3 separate regions of the Homo sapiens genome follow, and regions 2 and 3 are each linked to region 1. Evidence: chromatin loops called from intact Hi-C (ENCODE). Cell type or tissue: B cell. All regions are shown on one strand. Region 1 holds the start of NARS2-AS1 (NARS2 antisense RNA 1). Region 2 overlaps NARS2 (asparaginyl-tRNA synthetase 2, mitochondrial). Region 3 overlaps NARS2 (asparaginyl-tRNA synthetase 2, mitochondrial).

What was found. Peaks named below come from ENCODE experiments on the same cell type or tissue, not always from the same donor. Only the 100,000 strongest peaks of a DNase experiment are listed, where the experiment ranks them.
Region 2: a loop joins it to region 1, with 4 times the contacts of the local background. A loop is called at or near these places in 4 of 110 quality-filtered maps.
Region 3: a loop joins it to region 1, with 2.0 times the contacts of the local background. A loop is called at or near these places in 2 of 110 quality-filtered maps.

Annotation. Positions count from the first base shown.
Region 1 is chr11:78,529,782-78,537,781 of GRCh38, forward strand. The region is part of intron 5 of NARS2 (asparaginyl-tRNA synthetase 2, mitochondrial); the gene reads right to left. It overlaps NARS2-AS1 (NARS2 antisense RNA 1), which reads left to right and starts at 3,395. Exons shown (of 4, transcript NR_120566.1): 1 at 3,395-3,522. In B cell, no CTCF peak of the experiment used is centred here; DNase peaks (open chromatin) are centred at 3,760 and 5,460; H3K4me3 peaks cover 1,055 bases; H3K27ac peaks cover 3,397 bases.
Region 2 is chr11:78,461,246-78,469,245 of GRCh38, forward strand. NARS2 (asparaginyl-tRNA synthetase 2, mitochondrial) reads right to left here. Exons shown (of 14, transcript NM_024678.6): 11 at 4,631-4,768. Among named protein-coding and RNA genes, the nearest start is that of LINC02728, 35 kb to the left of the region's middle. RefSeq lists enhancers at 4,225-4,274, 4,445-4,684, 4,795-4,854 and a silencer at 6,081-6,248. In B cell, no CTCF peak of the experiment used is centred here; a DNase peak (open chromatin) is centred at 4,266; H3K4me3 peaks cover 598 bases; H3K27ac peaks cover 2,647 bases.
Region 3 is chr11:78,435,280-78,443,279 of GRCh38, forward strand. It overlaps NARS2 (asparaginyl-tRNA synthetase 2, mitochondrial), which reads right to left. Exons shown (of 14, transcript NM_024678.6): 13 at 5,812-5,838; 14 at 689-1,535. The coding sequence ends at 1,391. Among named protein-coding and RNA genes, the nearest start is that of LINC02728, 9.4 kb to the left of the region's middle. In B cell, no CTCF peak of the experiment used is centred here; a DNase peak (open chromatin) is centred at 3,492; H3K27ac peaks cover 1,181 bases.

The DNA of each region.
Region 1 (8,000 bases):
TCCCAAAGTGCTGGGATTTATAGGCATGAGTCCCTGAGCCCAGCTTCTTGTATTTTAAACTGTGCACTTATTTGAAAATGTTTTAGTGTAAAGGTGTAGTCACTGTAAAAGCAATATAGCCAATTTAAAATATGTAATGGAGAATGTAAGACTCTTTTAACAGGCTTAGTACCAAATATTAAATTATGGCAACACAGGAAATAAAGTTATTTAATTTCATTGGTTGTTCTAAAAATACTGCATATCATGTATCGGTATCTGTGGATAAATAAAAAATGTACTGTAAAAATTATCAGTTGAATCTTTTATTTTTATAATAACTGCCTTTTTTTTTCAAACTTACTTTGATACTAGTCAGAGATCGATGAATGCCTTTTTTATGAAAAAGTCCATCTTTAAATCTCATTATCAATGAAAGGGTATTGCTTCCAAAGATATTTAGTACTCAAGACTAAATACTTGATCTGATATATGTTAAGATTTTAAAATAAAAGATCTGTTCTCTGATATTTCTTCATTATTTACTAAAGAATTGCTTTCCGAAATGAGGTCCAACAAATTTATAAGACTACCATACTTTCTCCTTTCCTTCACCACTTTAGTCTATAATTTGTACTAATTTAACTTCACTTCAGATGGTTTCTCTCATTTCTTGTATTTATATAAAAAAAAAGTCTGGTCTTAATAATAAGATTTATTTATTTATTTTTGAGACAGAGTCTCACACTGTCGCCCAGGCTGAAGTGCAGTGGCGCGATCTTGACTCACTGCAACCTCCACCTCCCAGGTTCAAGTGATTCTCCTGCCTCAGCCTGCCAGTAGCTGGGATTACAGGCATTGGCCAACATGCCCAGCTAATTTTTGTATTTTTAGTAGAGATGGGGTTTCACCATGTTGGCCAGGATGGTCTCCTGACCTCAAGTGATCTGCCGGCCTCAGCCTCCCAAAGTGCTGAGATTACAGGCATGAGCCACCGTGCCCGGCCTATGACTAGATTTTAGATTTTCATTTATCAGCACTTGTACAGAATGATTTCTGATTTTTCTTACATTTCTTTAATTCAACTTATTTAAAACATACCACTACTTCATTATGCTTTCCAATGTCATGTTAGCGTTTACGTAACAAACTGATACTACCTTACTATAAATTACTTTTCTTTTATATTACAATTAAAGTATTATACTGATTTTTTAAACTTCCCTTTGTATTATCACCTATATATTTTATCTCAGAATATTAAAGAGGGTATATAAAATATTGGTTGTAAAAAGTAATTACAAAAAGTGATATCAGCAAATATGGCAGGATAGGTAGCTCCAAAGGACTGTCCTGCCACAGAAAAATAAAAGAAAAAAAATGAACAAAACTGTCAGAATCAATTGTGGGAACTCTCGAAGAGAGTTAAAGGTTTATAGCAATCAAGCAAATGCTGAGCCAAAAAAAAGGCAAATTAAAAATGGTAGACTCCACCCAACAGCAGCAGAATATACGTTTTTTTCAAGTGCACAGGGACCATTCTCCAGAGTAGACCATATAATAGGCCATAAAACAGTCTCAATAAATCTTAAAAAACTAAAATCACACAAGGTATCTTCTTTGATAACTATGGAACGAAACTAGAAATGTACAATAAGGGGTTGCGGTTACTAGGGAAAAAAGTTTGGTGGTTCCTTAAAAAGTTAAAATTGAGTTACTAAATGGCACAGTAATTCCATTCCTAGGTACATACCAAAAAGAATTAAAATGAGGTACATAAACAAACACTTGCACACAACTGTTCAAAATAGCACCATTCACAACAGCCAAAAGGTAAAACCACCTAAATATCCATCAATGGAAAAATGAATAAACAAAATATGATATATACATAGAATGGAATATCATTCAGCCATAAGGAATGTATATACCTATATATTAAAATTAAATGTTTTAGCATGTACTTATGTATGTTAAAACATAGATGAACAATGAAAACATGCTAAGTGAAAGAAGACAGACTTAAAAGGCTATGTATGATTACATTTATATGAAACATACAGAATAGGTAAATCCATAGAGACAGATGGATGAGAGTCATGGTTTGTGTAGAGGGGAAAATGGGATGTAACTACTAAATGGGCACAGGGTTTTCTTCTGGGGTGGTAAAAATGTTTGGAACTTAACAGAGGTGGCAGTTGTAAAATACTATGAATGTACTAAATGCCACTGAAATGTACCTTTTAAAATGCTTAATTTTATGACATAAATTTCACCTCAATTCTTGAAAGTAATTATTGAATCTTAGTAGCTTCAAAAACTACCAACCTAGGATTGCAAATTTAAGATTTAGGATTGTAATCTTAAATTTGTAATCTTACGTACTTATGGTAGTGATAAAGAAACAATACAATATATGAATTAAACACCCAACTTTGTGACTTTATCAGTGGGGAAGGATTTCTTTAACAAAAGCTCCAAATTGCCAACGATAAAAGGAAAAACTGATGAATTTATATATGTTAAAATTAAGAATTTCTATTTAATAAAGGAAGATATAGGCAAAGTTAACAGACAAATGACAGATTATGAATGAAATATTTGCAACATCTAAAACCGCCAAGTGATTAATGGACAGAATATATAAGGAACTCCTGCCAAGAAAACAAAAAAAGAGAAAATAATCTGCTCCCCAAATGAGAAAGAAGATATACAGAAATGAAGACTCAAATGGCTAATGTGAAAATAATTTAAATGAAAGCTGCTGAAACTTTAAATTACTCTGAGCCTTGAATAAAATGTGATTGATTGTAAGACCTAGCTCATACGGGCAAGTCACTACAACTTTTGTTTCTTCCTATTACAGATTAACCTTCTTTCTTATTTTTCTTGCCCTGTAAAACGTTGTGAAAGATTAAATGGTGCCCCTTACCTCTTAGTTACTAATTCTTTGTTATAGATTAACATCCTTCCTTTTTCATGTACCCAGCTCAGACCAGATGGCGAAAGGCCCCATGACTACCAAATTGATAGGGATGCAATTTTAAATATATCTTTCCTGAAAAAGAATAAGCTGTAACCAATCAAACTGCTGTAACTCATAAATCAGCATTGTATTAAAAATGTGGTAATACTTGTAAACTTCTTTGCTTCTACTTATATAAGTGAAGCCTCAGCTTCTCCACTTCTCAGCAATGACCCAACTACTCTGGAGTCTTGTTTTTTCTGGGTGGCCAGTCTCAAATTTTGCACTTGAACAAACTCTTTTAAAATTGGATTCTGGGCCTCTTGATTATTTCAGGGTGACATTTTGGTGAACCAGATGGGACCCAAATTAGGCCTTCATTGACTCCTGCTGTTTTGCCAACAGCTGGAGCCCCAGCACCAGCATGGACCGTTGCATCCAACTGACCTCGCTGAAGACTGCAGAAGCCCTTGGTCAGACTACTCTCAAGGTTGAATCTCCCTGGCTTGACTGAGATTCAGACTTTATGGAACCTGATTCAACAACTGATGAGACTGGAATTGAAGCACTACTTTAAGGTAGGCGTTTAGTTTGTTATTCTCTTATTCCATTATTTGTGTATATTTGTGATTTTTTCACTTTTCTCTGAGATTAAAAAGTCTTGCTTGTCTTATTCACTACAGTTTGTAACCTTTTCTCTCATTTGAAATTTTATCATGGAGAAAGCAGTTTCTCTTTGAAAAGAGGAAGTGAATGTCTACAGCTTAGGCAAATTTTCTTAAACTGGCCAGATCTAAAGCTCCATTCAATTTGGCACATTTAAAATTTCCTTTTGAGTGACCAAAGTTTATAAAAGACTTTATGAGCACAAGAAAAGTCCCAAAGACAAGGGGAACTGTACCTCCTGGCTGAAAGGCACCTTAGGCAACCAAGGAGTCTCCCAGGAGTGTCAGAGCATATCACTCATAACATGTAACAGTCCCACAGGATTTGGACAAATACATACTGACATGTATCCACCACTACAGTATCATACAGAATAGTTTCACTGCCCTAAAAATATGTGCTCCACCTAGTTATCCCTCCCTTTCCCCTAACCCCTGGAAACCATGATCTTTTTACTTTCTCCATAGTTTTGTCTTTTCCAGAATGTCACACAGTTTAAATCATACAATATGTAGCCTTTTCAGATTGGTCTCTTTGACTTAGTAATTTGCATTTAAAGTTTCTCCAGGTATTTTCATAGCTTGATAGCTCATTTTTTTTCAGTGCTGAATAATATTTTACTGTCTGGATGTAACAGATACAGTTTATTTCTCCATTTACCTAATAAAAGGCATCTTGGTTGCTTCCAAGTTTTGGCAATTATGAATAAAGCTGCTTTGTAAACATCCATGTGCACGTTTTTGTGTGGATATAAGTTTTCCACTCCTTTGGGTAAATACCAAGGAGCAGAACTGCTGGTTCTTATGGTTGGAGTATATCTAGTTTTGCAAGAAACTGCCAAACTATACTGCAAAGTGGCTGTTAAATCTGCTGCTCCACATCCTTGTCAGCATTTGGTGTTGTCAGTGTTATGGATGTTGGCCGCTCAATAGGTACATAGTGGTACTGACTGGCTTTTTAGTGTGCTTTGTGCATCATTTTCTACGGATCACATGGTTCATACACTACTACCTTCAGCCATTACACTGAGTAGCAGTTATTTTTTTTAGGAATCTATGAGCCAGAATTTCTTGGAATGTTGGTACACCTAAAAAGTAAGAAACATGGGGAATGTTCTGTAAGTTCCTTTAGGCTGCTGACTGACTGATAATGAGTGAATAAATCAGAACTTTGTCAGTGTAACCTCCTCCAGATACATTCACAAATTCTCAAACCTCTTAAGATCAAAGATTCATACTAAATACCTTTTGTTTCACAGTGTTATCTCATCAAATTAAGAAATATTGGGGCTCCTAAGGGACACGGTCTCTCTTATTACTGGATCCTGCATCTAGCCTATTACCTGGGAATAGCAGTTACTCAGTAAATATTTCTTCAATTGAAAAACGAATTGAAGTAGGACCTGGAAATATGGGAGATACCTAAATCTGAGCGAGGACACAAATTTCTCAATGGAAAGAGCATGGAAAAAAACCTCCATTTGTGTTAATCCTTGGGAATTAAGGAATAATGTAATCCAAGGAATACAGCAATAAAAGAAATGTTTGAATAACCAAACGTTAAAACATAGTATAAAGCCTCTAAATTAATACAGTATATTAGTGGTACACAAGTAAACCTGTGGGATATAACTGAAAGCCTAAACACAGACTTTCACATATAAAAGTATTATATCAAATCAGTGAGGCAAAGCTGAACTTTTTAATAAGTAGAACCAGTTAACTGGGTAGCCATATAACTGTATCAACCAGAAATAAACTGCAGAATTTTTTTGTACATTGTGGCAGATAGTGTGATGTGAATATATGGGTGTTTTCCCCCGCCAAGGAATCTCTGCATAGTAATGCTGTGGTAATTTCTGTTGTTTCCAGCACCTAAGTCGTCACTTCCGATTCTTGAAACAATGGTACATAAATTCATCTACTTTGATCCCATCTTCAATATATTTCTTTCAAATCCTTGAGAGAAATGGTACAATATAAAAGAATATAAAAAACATTTTTTAAAGTACTGCACATTGAGATAAAATCTCAAAATCAGAATTCTTATTCATTATAAAAAATATTTCTGAACATAAACCAGCAAAAATACTTTATCTCATTGTCTCACACTTCTTATTTATTTTTGTCATTATTGTGTTTTGATATTGCAACAAAGATTTTAATTTTTCCTTTATTTTTAATTATTTTGTTTGCTTTTAAGATACAGCAGAAATATAACATTCAGAGATCCAGAAAGCTCTTTTTTTTTTTTGTGAGACAGAGTTTCACTCTTATTGCCGAGGCTGGAGTGCAATGGCACGATCTCAGCTCACCACAACCTCTGCCCCGCCAGGTTCAAGTGAGCCTCCCAAGTAGCTGGGATTACAGGCATGCACCACCACGCCTTGCTAATTTTGTATTTTTAGTAGAGACGGGGTTTCTCCATGTTGGTCAGGCTGGTCTCAAACTCCTGACCTCAGGTGATCCACCCACCTCAGCCTCTCAAAGTGCTGGGATTACAGGTGTGAGCCACCGAGCCCAGCAAGTTCATTTTTAACTTGGTTATTTTGCATCTCAGAACTCATTTTCCCTTAAAGAAATACATACAATAACTATATTCACAGAGCAGCCACAGTACTCTATATGATGAATAATACAGATAAAATATAGTCATGTACTACATACTGACATTTTGTTCAACAATGGACTGTAGATATGACGCATCCATAAGATTATAATAGAGCTGAAAAATTCCTATTTCCTAGTGATGTCACAGAGCATGGCATTACTCACGTATTTGTGGTGATGCTGTTGTAAACAAACCTACTGCACTTCCAGTCATATAATGATAATAAACAACTATGTTACTGATTTACATATTTATTATACTATACTTTTTATCATTACTTTAGAGTGTACTCCTACTTATTAAAAAAAGAAGTTAACTGTAAAACAAGCTCAGGCAAGTCTTTCAGGAGGTATTCTAGAAGAAGGCATTGCCATCATAGGAGATGACAGCTCCATGTGTGTTACTGCCCCTGAAGACCTTTCAGTAGGACAAGATACAGAGGTGGAAGACAGCGATTCCACCTCTGTATTAATGATGCTGCCCCCGTATAGGCCTAGGCTAATGTATTTTTGTGTCTTAGTTTTTAACAAAAATGTATAAACAGTAAAAAAGAAATCTCTAATAGAAAAAAGCTTATAGAATAATGAAAGAAAATATTTTTGTACTCATACAACGTGTTTTAAGTATTATGAAAGAGTAAAAATATTTTAAAAAATTAAGTTTATAAAGTAAAAAAGTTAGAGTACGCTAAGATAATCTAGTATTAATAATTAATCTATTACTGAAGACATTTTAAAAAATAAATTTAGTGTAGCTTAAGTACATAGGTTTGCAAAGTTTGCAGTAATGTCCTAGGCCTTCCTACTCACTTATAATTCACTTACTGACTCATCCAGAGCAGCTTCCAGTCTTGCAATGTCCATTCATGGTAAGTGCCCTATACAGGTGTACCATTAAAAGAAAAAAACCTTTTATACTGTATTTTTATCGTACAATTTCTATGTTATGTATGTTTAGATATACAAATACTTGCCATTTTATTACAGTTGCCTAGGGTATTCAGTACAGCAACATACTGAATAGGTTTGTACCTAAAGAACAAGAGACTAGACCATACAGCCTAGGTGTGTGGTAGGCTATACCATCTCGGTTTGCGTAAGTACACTCTATGATGGTTGCACAATGATGAAATCACCTAAGGGTGCATTTCTCAGAAAGTATCTCCATCGTTAAGCGACACATGACCATATATGGATGGAGAGATGCAGAGAGAGTGTGTGTGTGTGTTAAGTCACGATACAAAAAAATGTGCATGTGGATACAAATGAATGAATGAGTGCCTGGATTCATTTCTATCAATCTCGGCAAATGTGACCAAGAGGGAGATAAAGTCCTCAGACAGAGTACAGATAGTACCAGGAAGCTGAAGAGGTGGCTTGTATTCATGTAGGGTACAACTTGATCTTTACTCTAGCTTCTTTATTGCTAAGATGAGACTCAGAAACAGGATTTTAACAGTTTGAAAATGTGTCTAGAAGTTTCAGAATTAGATGATAAAACCAGTAATTTGAGGGGCCAGGTATAGTGGCTCACAACTATAATCCCAGCACTTTGGGAGGCCAAGGTGGGAGAACTGCTCGAGTCCAGCAGTTTGAGACCAGCCCTGGGCAACATAGTGAGAGGTCCATGTCTAAAAATGCAATTTAAAAATTAGCTGTGCATGGAGGCACGTGCCTGTAGTTCCAGCTACTGAGGAGGCTGAGGAAGGATTGCTTGAGCACAGAAGTTCAAGGCGGCAGCAAGCCGTGATTGCACCACTGCACTGCAGCCTTGGCAACAG
Region 2 (8,000 bases), 69 kb before region 1:
TGAGGAAAATAAAGACCACCAAGGACTGGGCCTTGAGGAATTCCAACACCTGATGAATAGATAGAAATGGATAAATCTGTACAGGAGACTAAGAAAGAATAAATGCTGAGAAAGGAGAAAAACAGGGATAATGTGATGTCACAGAAGTCAAGGGAGTAGAGGGTTATAAGAATAAAAAAGTCATTAATAGTGCTGATTAGCACTGACCGGCCAAGTAAAATAAAGACTTAAAAGTCTGCTGGATTTAATAACATGAAGATCATTACTGATCCTAACAAGAGCTACTTCAACGGTGTGATAGGGGTGGAAACTACAAAGAAGTAGGAGTATAGAATGAGTGGGAGATGCTGTGCTGGTAAAAAAAAAAAAAAAAAAAAAAAAAAAAATTCAATACCCATCCTAAAGTTGTTCAGTTTTGTTTAGGAAAGCAAACTTTCATGCCTGTAATCCAAACACTTTAGGAGGCTGAGGCGGATGGACTGCCTGAGCTCAGTTTGAGACCAGCCTGGGCAACACTGTGAAATCCCGTACCCACTACAAAAAAAAAAAAAAAAAAAATTAGCCGGGTGTGGTGGCATGCGTCTGTAGTCCCAGCTACTCGGGAGGCTGAGGCAGGAGAATTGCTTGAACCCGGGAGACAGAGGGTGCAATGAGCCAAGATCGTGCCATTGCACTCCAGCCTGGAAGACAGAGCAAGATTCCGTCTTTTAAAAAAAAGAAAAGAAAGAAAGCAAAACTCATTAAGAGATTACAGAATATAGACACAATGCTATAGTTTCGCTAATTCGCAACAAAAATCCAAAAAAGGAAGGCTCAAAGTAGCTGGGTAACCCAGAAAAATCTTTATAGAGAAGAAAATTCTTAAGCAAAGTACTTAAGTACAAAATTGAGTGACTGAAAGATGCTTAATCTAGGGAAATTAAATGAGAAAAATACATGGTGTGTGTGTTGGAGGGGGAGCTGGAATTGGAATGGGCTGGAGTGATGAAAAAAAGCCAACAGATACAGTCTTCTGTTTTGTAATATAGGCTCAATACTAAATTATGTAGGACTAGATAATCTAGGTCCTAATGTCTCCTTTTTGCTGGCAACCTGGGGGCCAATTACACTAGAGGGTTGGTAGAAAAAAGAGAATATAAGAATCATACATCAATTATGTTGCTCACTAGTTTTGGATGATTTTGTGTGAAAGGTGAGGATGAGTAAAATAAATGGCTAAAAAGTAATTTTATATTATTTGTGATTTTTAGGCAGTTGGAAGAAGTGGAAAAAAACACAGACTTTATAAAACAGTCTGCAGTCTAGAAAAAAATACATATATTTTAAAAATACACTTTAAAGCTAAAGAGAATCAGGAGTGAATACTAACTACTTACTATCTACGTAGCTTTGGAAATGCAATCTATCTCTGCACTCCAGTTTTTCATTTATAAAATGGGGAAACAAGCTTCTAAGCAAAGTTGTTTCTGGATTTAGAGATGAGATGGTAGTGCTTGATTCCTAAGCATCTAGTAAACGGTGGCTAATACAGCTGTATTAATACAAAATGAAAAAACAGGAAATACAGTCAAACAGATAACCCTGTATACCTGACAGGGACATTCTGTTTACTAGTGGGCCCTAATCTACATTTTTGTATATTTATCCACAAATAAGTGAAAAGCATCAGACAGTAAAGTGTAGTTTTTGGGCCTATTTTGAAATCAATATAATCTGTCTCATAGACTTTTACAACTAATAATATTACATATATAACTATTCAATAAATATTTAGAAAAGTAAAATATATTCTTACTTTATATTATTGCCAACTTTAAAATTTAATTATTTGTTTTTCACATAGGGGGCTCCCTCTGTCGCCCAGGCTGGAGCACAGTGACACCATTATGGCTCACTGAAGCCTCGAGTTCCTAGGCTCCAGTAATTCTCTCACCTCAGCCTCTTGAGTAGATAGACTACAGGTGCACACCACTACACCTGGCTAATTTATTTTTTGTTGAGATAGGGTCTTCCTATGTTCAACAGGCTGGTCTTGAATTCCTGGTCTCAAGCAATTTTCCCACCTTGGACTACCAAAGTGCTAGGATTACAAACGTGAGCCACTATACCTGGCCATGTTATAGCTAATTTTGTAAAAACCAAAAGAATAAAAAAGGCAGGCCAGGTGCAGTGGCTCACGCCTGTAATCCAAGCACTTTGGGAGGCTGAGGAGGGCAGACTACCTGAGGTCAGGAGTTAAAGACCAGCCTGGCCAACATGGTGAAACCCTGTCTCTACTAAAAATACAAAAATCTGATGGGTGTGGCGGCACACGCCTATAATCCCAGCTACTTGGGAGGCTGAGGCAGGAAAATCACTTGAACCTGGGAGGCAGAGGTTGCAGTGAGCTGAGATCACGCCATTGCACCCCAGCCTGGGTGACAAGAGTGAAATTCTATCTCAAAAAAAAGACAACTATAGTTAAGGTCAAAAAAAAAAAAAAAAAAAAAAAACCACAGGACAAGAAACGGTAAAGGGATGAGAGAGACAAAACAGGCAGACAGAGAAGAGACGGTCAGACAAGAGCTGAGACAGGGAAAATCTGCCTAGACTGCCTGTATCCCTTCATAGCCCTCCCCTCACTATTTCTATTTGATAGTCCAAACCAAAGCAGTCTAAGCCTCCTCCTGCTCTGCCAAGCCAGCTTTTCCTTTGCCTGATTGTGCAGTGTCCGGAATTGGTGGGTTCTTGGTCTCACTGACTTCAACAATGAAGCCGCGGACCCTCACGGTGAGTGTTACAGTTCTTAAAGGCGGCGCGTCCGGAGTTTGTTCCTTCTGATGTTCGGATGTGTTTGGAGTTTCTTCCTTCTGGTGGGTTCGTGGTCTGGCTGGCTCAGGAGTGAAGCTGCAGACCTTCGCGGTGAGTGTTAACAGCTCTTTAGGCGGCGTGTCTGGAGTTCTTCATTCCTCCCGGTGGGCTCGTGGGCTCGCTGGCTTCAGGAGTGAAGCTGCAGATCTTCGCGGTGAGTGTTACAGCTCATAAAGGCAGTGTGGACCCAAAGAGTGAGCAGGAGCAAGATTTATTGCAAAGAGCGAAAGAACAAAACTTCCACAGTGTGGAAGGGGACCCGAGCGGGTTGCTACTGCTGGCTCGGGCAGCCTGCTTTTATTCTCTTATCTGGCCCCACCCACATCCTGCTGATTGGTAGAGCAGAGTGGTCTGTTTTGACAGGGCGCTGATTGGTACATTTACAGTCCCTGAGCTAGACACAAAGGTTCTCCACGTCCCCACCAGATTAGCTAGATACAGAGTGTCCACACAAAGGTTCTCCAAGTCCCCACCAGAGTAGCTAGACAGTGTCCACTGGTGCATTCACAACCCTGAGCTAGACACAGGGTGCTGATTGGTGTGTTTTCAAACCTTGAGCTAGATAGAGTGCTGATTGGTGTATTTACAATCCCTTAGCTAGACATAAAGGTTCTCCAAGTCCCCATCAGAGTAGCTAGAAACAGAGTGTCCACTGGTGCATTCACAAACCCTGAGCTAGACAGAGGGTGCTGTTTGGTGTGTTTACAAACCTTGAGCTAGATACAGAGTGCCGATTGGTGTATTTACAATCTCTTAGCTAGACATAAAGGTTCTCCACGTCCCCACCAGACTCAGGAGCCCAGCTGGCTTCACCCAGTGGATCCCACACTGGGGCTGCAGGTGGACCTGCCTGCCAGTCCCGCGCCATGCGCCTGCACTCCTCAGCCCTTGGGTGGTCAATGGGACTGGGCGCCGTGGAGCAGGGGGCGGCGCTCGTCAGGGAGGCTTCAGCGACACAGGAGCCCACGGAGGGGTGGGGAGGCTCAGGCATGGGGGGCTGCAGGTCCCGAGCCCTGCCCCACGGGAAGGCAGCTAAGGCCTGGCAGGAAATTGAGCACAGCTGCTGCTGGCCCAGGTGCTAAGCCCCTCACTGCCCGGAGCAGGTGGGGCCCGCCGAGCCCACACCCACCTGGAACTCGCACTGGCCCGCAAGCACCGCAGGCAGCCCTGGTTCCCGCCCATGCCTCTCCCTCCACACCACCCCACAAGCTGAGGGAGCCGGCTCCGGCCTTGGCCAGCCCAGAAAGGGGCTCCCACAGTGCAGTGGCAGGCTGAAGGGCTCCTCAAGTGCCGCCAAAGTGGGCGCCAAGGCCGAGGAGGCGCCGAGAGCGAGAGAGGGCTGTGAGGGCTACCAGCACGCTGTCACCTCTCAGTGCCACTGCTCTCATCTCTTGCCCAGTATGCCTTCCCTCCTAGGAGTCTCCTAACCAGTACTTCACCACAGACTAACAAGCTTGGTATAGCCATACAGTGTTCTAGGCCACTTCCTCTCAGTCATTACAAAACAAAACAAAACAAAATGAAACATAACAAAACGAAACAAAGAAAACCTAGATTTGCACCTGCTAAACTAAGAAGAAGACCTTGTGACAGAAATGAGGAAGTACGTTTATAGAACACTGGGATCTTCTTTGGGAAAAATTTTTAAGAGATGTCTTTGAAAAACATTATCATTTTAAGAGATAGAGTGATAGATGACATTTAAGAAAAGATCACAAAGGCTAAATGAAAAACCCAACCTAAGAGGACTAACCCCAATTTATTTAGTATCTCTTCTTACCGTGTGCTGAGGGCCATCTTCATTATCCCTCATGTAGAAAGGCTTGAGTGTTAATGGATAATTAATAACGAAGACAGGTATGTTGCCACAGTGCTTCACCAGGTACTTTTCATGTTCAGTCCGTAGGTCAGCACCCCACTGTAATGAGAAGAAAGAAATGACCAAAAGAGGAGACAGAGGTGAAATATACAATTAAGCAGCTGAAAATAACCTGCATCAATTCTAAGGGCTTCATCTTCCTGAGGCTCCATGTGTGGAGCTAGCTGCTAAGGTTACACAGCTGACTAAACAAGAGAGAGATATTTGTTAACAAGAACACCTACAGGCCTGGAAAGATGAAAGCTGAGGCCAGTAGATAGACACTATGCTTACTGTGTCCCCATTGCTCCCCCACCCCCACCCCCCAGGAGCAGACAATACAGCACCTGCAGGAAAACAAAGTCTACTTTACAAGGAGATAAAAAAAAAAACCTGACTTCAGAATCACAATTTTTAATAGTGCCTACAGCTTCTTCCACGTTATTGTTCCTAAGTCTCAGGAAATTAAATGATAGAAGATAATATTCCTAATATTGAGCCTATCTTTGGCTAAATGACTTCTCTTGGTGACTTTTGTTTTTTTTGAGACAGAGTCTGGCTGTGTCGCCCAGGCTAGAGTGCAGTGGTGCAATCTCGGCTCACTGCAACCTCTGTCTCCCGGGTTCAAGTGATTCTCCTGCCTCAGCCTCCCAAGTAACTGGGACTTCAGGTGCCCGCCACCATGCCCGGCTATTTTTTTTGTATTTTCAGTAGAGATGGGGTTTCACTACGTTGGCCAGGCTGGTCTTGAACTCCTGATTTCGTGATCTGCCCACCTTGGCCTCCCAAAGTGCTGGGATTACAGGTGTGAGCCACAGTGATGGCCGGTGACTTCTTTTTAAATAAAAAGAGTCAACTCATGTATGAGATGCTCTTTGATGAATATTTATTAACTCTGTTCAATATATTTATTAAGCAAATACTAATGTGCCTATTAAATTCCAGGTACCATATGATATACTGGATATAGTGGTAAGAAAAAGTTATAATCCCTGACTTCATGAAGCTTCCAGGGTTAGGAGAAAAAGAAATGAAAACTTACACAAAGAATTGATCATAAATATAACAAACAGAGGTTACTTTTGTAATACATAAAGATCTGACTTAATTGGGATTGAACCGGTACAAGGAATAGTTTAAACACAAAGGTTAACATTATCTTATTACTACCACTTGTTTGGCAGTATCTTAGTTACAGGAAAAAATAACTGGAATAGGAAAAGAGTTTTGCCTCCAACATTATACATATGTCCATTGACAGACCATGTGGTCTCTCTGGACCTATATCATTGCCAATAAAATAAAAAAGCTCTGGCCAGGCATGGTGGCTCATGCCTTTAATCCCAGCACCTTGGGAAGCCGAGGAGTGCTTGAGCACAGAAGCCCGAGACTAGCCTAGGCAACATAACCCTGTCTCTACAAAAAATAAAAAAATCAGCCAGACCTGGTGGCACGCACCTGTAGTCCCAGATAGTTGGGAGACTGAGTTGGGAGGAATGATGAGAGCCTGGGAGGTGGAATCTGCAGTGAGCCATGTTTGCACCACTGCACTCCAGCCTCGGCAACACAGAGAGATCTTGTCTTTCAAAAAATAAATAAATAAATAAATAAATAAATTAATTAATTAATTAAATACAATAAAAAATAAACAAAGGAGTTCCTTCACAGAAAGAGAGAGTTGTACAGTGGTTGTCAGGGGTCTGGGAATGGGGCAAATGAGGTGATATTTGTCAAAGTGTATACACTTTCAGTTATAAGATGAACAAGTTCTGGGGATCTAATGTACAGTGTGGGTAATGACAGATGTGTTAACTAATTTGATTATGATAATCTGTTACACAATGTATACATGTATCAAATCATCATGTCGTATACCCTGAATATATACAATCTTCTTTTGTTGTTGTTCTTCGAGACAAGGTCTTTCTCTGTCACCTAGGCTGGAGGGCTGTAGTCGATCATGGCTCACTGCAATTTTAAACTCCTGGGCTCAAGCAATCCTACCTTGGCCTCTTAAAGTGTTGGGATTACAGGTGTGAACTACCACACCCGGCCTATACAATCTTTGTTTATCAAGTAAGTATTGAAAAAAAAAAAAAAAAAAGAATTCTTGGCTGGGTACTGAGGCATGCTCCTCTAGTCCCAGTTACTTGGCAGGCTGAAGTGGCGGATCCCTTGAGCCTAGGAGTTCAAGATGAGCTCAGGCATCATAACGAGACCTCCATCTCTTAAATATAAAGTTCTTTAAAAGCAAAACAAACAAAAAAACCCCAGTATTTTCCAGAGTGGCTCATAAACTAAAAGGCTCCGTAAAGTTCAACTGAAAAACAAACCTGCTTCTGCAAGCACTAAATCTGAAAAAAAAAAAAAAAAAAGAAAAAAAAGAAAAAGAAAAACACACCTGTTTAGTTATGTTGCCTAAACTTATTTGATAATATAACTTCTTTTGTTGGTCATCTTTTTTTTTTTTTTTGAGATGGAGTCTCGCTGTTGCCGAGGCTGGAATGCAGTGGTGATCTCTGCTCACTGCAGACTCTGCCCCCCGGGTTCATGCCATTCTCCTGCCTCAGCCTCCTGAGTAGCTGGGACTACAGGCGCCCGCCACCTCACCCAGCTAATTTTTTGTATTTTTAGTAGAGACGGGGTTTCACCATGTTAGCCAGGATGGTCTCGATCTCCTGACCTTGTGATCCACCCGCCTCAGCCTCCCAAAGTACTGGGATTACAGGTGTGAGCCACCGCACCCAGCCTGGTCATCTTTTAATGTCATTCAGAATATATTTTGGAAAACACAGAACTAGTTGACTTTTACAGTAATATTCTTTTTTTAAAAATTCACTTTTTTTTTTTTTTTTTTGGGTAGAGACAGGGTCTCACTGTATTGCCCAGGCTGGTCTTGAACTTTGGGGCTCAAGCAATCTGCCTGCCTTGGCCTCCCAAAGTGCTGGAATTATAGGCGTGAGCCCCAACACCTGGTCTCTACAGTAATAGTCTATGATTATCTTTCTTTTTTAGAATTTTCATCTTCCTAAACGTGGGAGACTCCTTTATAACCCTTTAGTCACTGCTATTCCAAATGATAAAATTTATTTTTATTCTTAATTAATTCCGTTTTAAGTATCTCAACAAGATTCAGCAAACATCAAAATCTTAAGTCTGTGTACAAATGAGCAAATGCCATATTTTGCTAATAAGAGAATTAAGATGATTTTGAAAGATTCTTAACACAGTAAGCTAAAGACAAGAAGGAAGCATTTTCACACACACATATATACATACACACAAAATACTA
Region 3 (8,000 bases), 95 kb before region 1:
CAAAGACTAAAACAAGAGTTTTAAAAAAGTTTTTGTAGCATTTCAGTTTTAAACATATGCATGTGTGTGTGTGCACACGCACACGCACACACAAACACACATGTAATTATTTTATCAACTCTGAAGAAAATGATGTTGAGCTCCTACACAGTAAGCAGCCTGTCTAAAGTGCTAGAATTGTCAGGTTCTAAACTCCCCAATCAATGCTCTTCTCACTCTCATAGACCACAGTACTTTTTTTTTTTTTTTTTTTTTTTCTGAGATGGAGTCTCCCTCTGTCTCCCAGGCTGGAGGGCAGTGGCCCGTTCTTTGCTTACCGTAACCTCGGCTCCCGGGTTCAAGTGATTCTCCTGCCTCAGCCTCCCAAGTAGCTGGGATTATAGGCGCCTGCCACCACGCCTGGCTAATTTTTGTATTTTTAGTAGAGATGGGGTTTCACCATGTTGTCCAGACTGGTCTGGAACTACTGACCTCAAGTGATCCGCCCGCCTCACCCTCCCAAAGTGCTGGAATTACAGGCGTGAGCCACCATGCCCAGCTGACCACACTACTTTTAACTCTAGAATTACCCATCCTTTAGGCTCAGCCAAACTCCCATCCTCATCTTGGATTGAAAATACCTTTCTTCCAAATTTTACTGGGAAAGGACCAAATGAAATTAAAAAATATATAACTTTTTTTCCATAGGTGTCTATTAAAAAAATCTATTTTATTAGACAAATTATAAACATCAAATATAAACAAATTATAACAACAGTGATTAAAGAGTTGAAATACTTAATGTAATATCTCAACAGCTTTGAAAATTGAAAAGCAACAGTTATTAAACATGATTTTTTCATCCAGTTCAATGAAAGGAGATTTCAATTCAGAATAGCTACTTCTTTAAATCAATTAAGACCTTAAGGAATATTTTTTTCTGCAATGTTTAATGAAGTACTGAAAATGAGATAAGGATTTATCACAAAGTATATGGCAAGGGAGAAAAGATGCAACATTATTTTATTTCGAGCTACTAGATGGTTCTCACAAATTACACAGGGAGTGATTTAATGATTATAGACAACGTAAAATACATTATCTCATTCTGTTTTAGAGTTTAAAAGAAACTTTGAGACTAATTCAATTTCTTCATTTCTTAATTGAGGTAATGGATTTGAGAGTCCCCTTGCTATAAGTACCTCTTCTTGCGGGAGCTCATCCTTACGTGAAATACCCTCAACTTTCTAAGAAAATCACAACCACTTATATTTTTTCTATGATATCTTATGGCACAACAATTACATATTGAAATCTGCATTTCTAAAATCCAAACATGCATTCTGCTGTATGCACAATCATGTGCAGTGTCTCTGCCATGGGGGGTGCTTTTCCTTAACCAATCTTCCAGCTATAAAAGGCATGAATGAGGAAACCTTGGGAAAGGGATAACATCTTTGATATTGTCAACACCCAAGATGCACTGCAGGTAGCGTTCAAATCCCATCCCAAAACCTCCATGTGGCACAGATCCAAATCGACGAAGGTCCAGATACCTGTTTTTCAAAAATAGAAAATCATCATCTATATATAGTATAAGACCAGATGTTATGATTAGAATTTAATGTTTCAAACGTATTTTGCAATCATTTGTTATTGTTTACCTCACTGTGATAGACCAGTCTTTCCCCTCCACAGACAGACAATGGAAAGGAAGAAGCTGAATAATCTATCCAAGGTTACCCAGAGAAACAGCAGTGGATCCTGTCATACAGTCATGGGCTTTGGTCCCTTTTCCTTTTTAAGCTATTATATTTATGCATTTATGACAGAAAACTTGCCTCAGGAGGCTACAGAAAATTTTCTATAGATTTACTAATTTTCTTGAAAATATACGCCTCTTTTATTTCTTGGTAGGTTAATCACAATGTTTTCTTTTCCTTCCCAAAATCATATTGTTCAATACACAGAGGAGAGTGCAGAGTTTTGCCTGTTACATTATGAAAAGATATCCTATAGATTAGATTATAAGCTACAACAGGGCAGGAACTGTGCTTCATTCAACTTTTTATCACCAGGGAGCTCTAGAGTAGGTGTTAATTACATGAAGTTTTGTTTGAAGGCACAAAAATATATGCTTGAATGCTGGAGTGAGGAGAAACCTTTAATTCTCTGCCTTAGGCCTAGTGAAGATGCCCAGAGTCATTTAGCTGACATGCTAGACAGCCTCTGAAACCCATCCACGCACATTCTTTTCCCACTAAAGACCACATGGCAAGACAATGGCACAGACATGACTGAAACTCAGATTCTAACACACCAGCACTGGAAAAAGTTTTAGGAAGAAAAGAGGAAAAGGGCAACTATAAATATTTTATTATGTCATTTTGTGGGGAAATTCTTGAGTTATATAATATTGATTAAAACAAGTTTATCGGCCGGGTGTGGTGGCTCATGCCTGTAATTCCAGCACTTTGGGAGGCCGAGGTGGGCGGATCACTAGCTCAGGAGTTCAAGGCCAGCACTGCCAAAGTGGTGATACCCCGTCTCTACTAAAAATAGGAAAATTAGCCAGGCGTAGTGGCGCCCGTCTGTAATCCCAGCTACTCAGGAGGCTGAGGCAGAGGAGTCGCTTGAACCTGGGAAGTGGAGGTTGCAGTGAGCAGAGATGGAGCCACTGCACTCCAGCCTGGGTGACAGAGTGAGATTCTGTATCAAAAAAAAAAAAAAGAAAGAAAAAAAAAAAAAGACAAAAACCAAGCAAGTTTATATTTTCTTGAATGATTTGTAAAATCAGTTCTATAATAAGACGTAAGCAACATAACTTGTAGCCACTTGGTTCCTCAGTCATAAAGACTGTCCATCAACCTATTTCCCCACCATTAATAATAATGGCTACATATACTGGTATTGCAAGGAGTTAAGTCTAAGCACTTATCTTTTTAAAGGAAAAGATTAACTCCAAACAGATGAGTTGTAATCAGGTAAGAGACCAACATTACAGGGATATCTAGTATAAAACTTCAGATTAGTAATAACTATAAGAAATAATGGGAGGCACATTCAGTTATTCAGTCTTGAATAACTGAAATGTTTAGTTGCTAAATTAACTTTAAAGTTTACGAGGCAGCGGGAAAGAGTACACTTTGACTCAGTGATGAAATGAACAGCACACCAAACTACCTGTCACAGATGCCTACAGGACCTGACCTGGCTGCTACAAAGTCCAGCAATAGTTTTAGATGGGTCTAAATTTCTCATACATTGATATTGAAACACTGGCATGAATATCTGCAAACTGTCAGCAGAGGGGTTCAGTCTGTAGCATTTTTCTTGCCTTTGCTTTGATAGATGAAAAAATCCATTTCTAAGAAAAAAATTTTCTAATGTATATGTATTTGTTTGATTGTTGTTAAATTGGTTCCAGGGTAGCGAGATTATGGAAGAGATGCTACGAAATTTGTGGAACTAGTTACAGATTTAATTTGCATATGGGGTACAGAAATAGGAAGTGAGTAAATTCTTAGCCATCTGGGGTGGCTTCTCACCGTATGGTGGAACACTAGCAGACATCACAGATATGAAGATGTCTAAGGTCTCTTTTACCTTTAATATACTAATATAGAAGGAAGCAAATTCAAGGAGATCTTAAGGATCTGAAAACTTTAGTTGGGAAAAGAATGATTAATAAAGACTTTCAAGGCCTAAACTTATTTAACCAATTTTTTTTTTTTTGAGATGGAGTCTCACTCTATTGCCCAGGCTGGGGTGCAGTCTGTATTTAGCTTTTTTTTTTGAGATGGACTTTTGCTCTTGCTGCCCAGGCTGGAATGCAATGGCGTGATCTTGGCTCACTGAAACATCCATCTCCCAGGTTCAAGCGATTCTCCTGCCTCAGCCTCCGGAGTAGCTGGGAATACAGGCACCTGTCACCACGCTGGGCTAATGTTTGTTATTTTTGGTAGAGATGGGGTTTTACCATGTTGGTCAGGCTGGTCTCGAACTCCTGACCTCAAGTGATCCACCTGCCTTGGCCTCCCAAAGTGCTGGGATTACAGCCGTGAGCCACCGCACCCACGGTGGCTTTGGCTTTTTTTTAAGGCTAGTGGTTTAGCTTTTTTTAAGGCTAGTTTTTACAAACTATAAAATACATAAGCTTGCTCAATCATCAGGCTTATCTACCTAATAGCAAGACTCAGAACAAAGAAAAGAAAGGGGGTAGGAAACTAGCATTTACTAAGCTTCCACTCTATGTAGATACTTAACCTGTATTGTTTCATTTCATCCGCACAATAACTCTGTGAAGGAGATAGTATCATTCCATTTTATAGCCAAAAAAACAAGACTCGGAGAGATTAAATATGCCTAAGGTCATTACTGGTTAATATAAGGCATTCAAAGGCCATCACCTGAAGCCAATTTTAGATTTTTTTGCATCTCTGAAACCTATCTCCTTCCATACCAAAAGGCGAGGGTGTAGGTAACTTGCCCCTTCCTCTTCCTGAGCACAGCACAAGGATTAATAATATTGTTGGTATTATTATACCAAGATCCTGAAGGAGTGCTAATATAGAAATATAAATAAAAAATGTATATATATTGAAAAGTACTTGAAGAAAAAGTCTGCATAAGGAAAACCAAAACAACTTTGAGGAAGTGAATGTATAAGTACAGACACGTGGTCCTCCCTAAGCAGCTTGGATTTCTATAGTTCGTGGGGGCATTAGGGATCACTTAGCTCAAGCCCCTAATTTCACACATAAAGAAATTGCAGCATAATGCTTAAGAGCAAAGGATTTTTTTAAATTAATTAATTTATTTTTTGAGACGGAGTCTCGCTCTGTCACCAGGCTGGAGCGCAGTGGCACGATCTTGGCTCATTGTAACCTCCGCCTCCCAGGTTCAAGCAATTCTCCTGCCTCAGCCTCCCAAATAGCTAGGATTACAGGCACACGCCACCATGCCCAGCTAGTATTTGTATTTTTAGTAGAGACAGGGTTTCACCATGTTGGCCAGGCTCATCTGGAACTCCTGACCTCAAGTGATCCACCCACCCAGGCCTCCCAAAGTGCTGGGATTACAGGCGTGAGCCACCATGCCCGGCCGAGCCAAGCATTTTGATTCAGAGAGATCAAGCCCCATCTCTATCCCTCAAACTGTGTGACCTTGGCTAAGTTAGTTAACATCTCTGGGCCTCATGCCTAGGGAGTAATAAGAAGGGTCAGGATAATAGTACCTAATTCACAGGGTGGTAGGATGATTACATGACATAATATAATTTTTTTTTTTTTGAGACGAAGTCTCGCTCTTGTCCCCCAAGCTGGAGTGCAATGGCGTGATCTCAGCTCACTGCAACCTCTGCCTCCCAGGTTCAAGCGATTCTCCTGCCTCAGCCTCCCAAGTAGGTGGGATTACAGGTGCCTGCCACCATACCCGGCTAATTTTTTTATTTTTAGTAGAGATGGGGTTTCACCATGCTGGCCAGGCTGGTCTCCAACTCCTGACCTCAGGTGATCCACCTGCCTTGGCCTCCCAAAGTGCTGGGATTACAGGCGTGAGCCACTGCGCCCAGCCAATATACATAAAATTTTTAACATAATTATCTGGCACACAATAAGCAGTAAGTAAATGAGAGCTATTATTACTATTTTTCAAGAACCCAAAGGAAGTAAGTAATCTTCTGAGCCCCCAACCCCTTCCCTGACCTAAGAACAGTTAAGTTCATTGTTTTTAACACTCTTTCATGGGGTCTTGGGGATACAAGTAAAAACGCTTCTAGGCAACAGTCAGACAAGCAGCTAGAGTAAGAATTATTAGGGGCCACATTCTTACCATTGGTAGACTTCTGTAAGTCCCGATCTGTTTAAAGGAAAATAAAATTCTTTCAGGGAACGGCAATAAGATAAATATTAACCACTAGACATTTATTCTGGGTGTGTGCAAAGAACTCTTTATGAAGAAGTAGACGACAAAGCCTCTGCTCTCAAGTAATACTCAATATAGTTGAGGAGCTGAAACCATACAGTAACTTAACCAATAGCACAAGGTGTTATCAAATAAATGGTTTACACAATAAATGTTATAGAAAGAAAATATGATCCAGAGTCCAAAGGAAGGGATTCACCTGAGATGAGTTTATTATCCTGTGACATAAGAAAAGCACTATTATTAGGCAGGGTGCAGCGGCTCCTGCCTGTAATCCCAGCACTTTGGGAGGCCAAGGTGGGTGGATCACTTGAGATCAGGATTCCAGACAAGCCTGGCCAACATGGTGAAACCCCATCTCTACTAAAAATACAAAAATTAGCTGGGTGTGGTGGTGTGTGCCTGTAGTCCCAGCTACTCGGGAAGCTGAGGTAGAAGGATTGCTTGAACCTAGGAGGCAGAAGTTGCAGTGAACCAAGATCATGCCACTGCACGCCAGTCTGGACAACAGAGTGAGACTCCATCTCAAAAAAAAAAAAAGAAAAGAAAAGCACTATTATTACTAGTTAAGGTTGTTGGGAGGCACACACAGACAAGGGACACAGAGATATAACTTTCATTCTTCAACATTAAAACAATAATATAGATTCTGAGGCTGCCTTCATAATATGGTTGCACATTGATTCTTGTTTGAGAACTATTAATAAAATTTTAAATTCTTAGTGGTAATTGAAATTCAACTCAGCCCTTTAAAAAATGTGTTTTGGACCACAGTGCATCTAATGTGACCAGGAATATGAAAAATTCAAATATACAAAAATACAGAAAACATGAAGAGCAGCCATAGACAGATCCCTGAAATAGGGAATCATATATATCCACTTCATTACGAAAGACAGATGTGGCTATTATCAGGTATTAGGTAAACATTTAATGTTACGAGGAAAGGTTTCCTGGAGGAAGGAAGCAAGCAAAGAAAACAGACCAATTAATCTTTCAACAGATGAGGTTTCTTGCCATGTGTGATTTTTATTGTGCTTTTTAAAAAACATAGAGAATACTCAGATTTTTTCAACTAGAGTCTGACCTTCAATTCCACAACTTTCTCAGGACTTTTTTAATGCTGTAATAGTAGTAAGGAGTTAGTCGTCTAACGAATACAGTCTTCCTCAAACCTATTTATCCATCCCCTTTCTTTTGGATCCTAACCCAGTAGAGCAGTTCAGATGAGTGGGATAACAAAACTAAGTTACCCAGGAGATTTACATATAGGTTGAGACCTTGAAAAAGCATCAACTTTTAAAGCATTTCCCCATTAGGAAAAGAAGGCCTCACAAATGGCTAACAGAATATTTTTAAACAATTATGGCTTTTCCAGATTACTATGAAACCCAGTACTATCTGGAGAGAATGAAGCATACAGACATGGTAAAGTCTTTCTTTTTTTTTTTTTAAGTCTGGCAGTACTTTTACTAAAGTAGGAATCATGGAAAACAGGTATGGTTAGTTTAGGAAGTCATTATGGCATATAAATGTATATGTAGGAGTGGCGGTTCAATTGAAACATGATTCCTTACTTCCCATCTCCAAAACATTCTCTATGTGTTTACAGATTTGTTTCCCAGTTCTCAAACAGCAAGTTAGAATAAAGTTATTCAAATAGCTAAATCAAGACCCTTACATAGAAGAGAATCTGAGGAAGTGAAATGTGCTTATTCTAAATGCTATCTGACTAGTTTTCTTTCCCCAACTTCATCCTTTCCCTGGCTCAGAGTTTGTCTTTATGTCCTTATAGAAGTCTGCCAATCATAATTGAGAGTAAATAAAGAACACAGATAAGATAAAAATGTAGGACAAGCTGGCCAGGTGCGGTGGCTCATGCCTGTAATCCCAGCACTCTGGGAGGCTGAGGCGGGCAGATCACGAGGTCAGGAGATCAAGACCATCCCGGCTAACACGGTGAAACTCTGTCTCTACTAAAAAATACAAAAAATTAGCCGGGCGTGGTGGCGGGCGCCTGTAGTCCCAGCTACTTGGGAGGCTGAGGCAGGAGAATGGCGTGAACCCCGGGAGGCAGAGCTTGCAGTGAGCCAAGA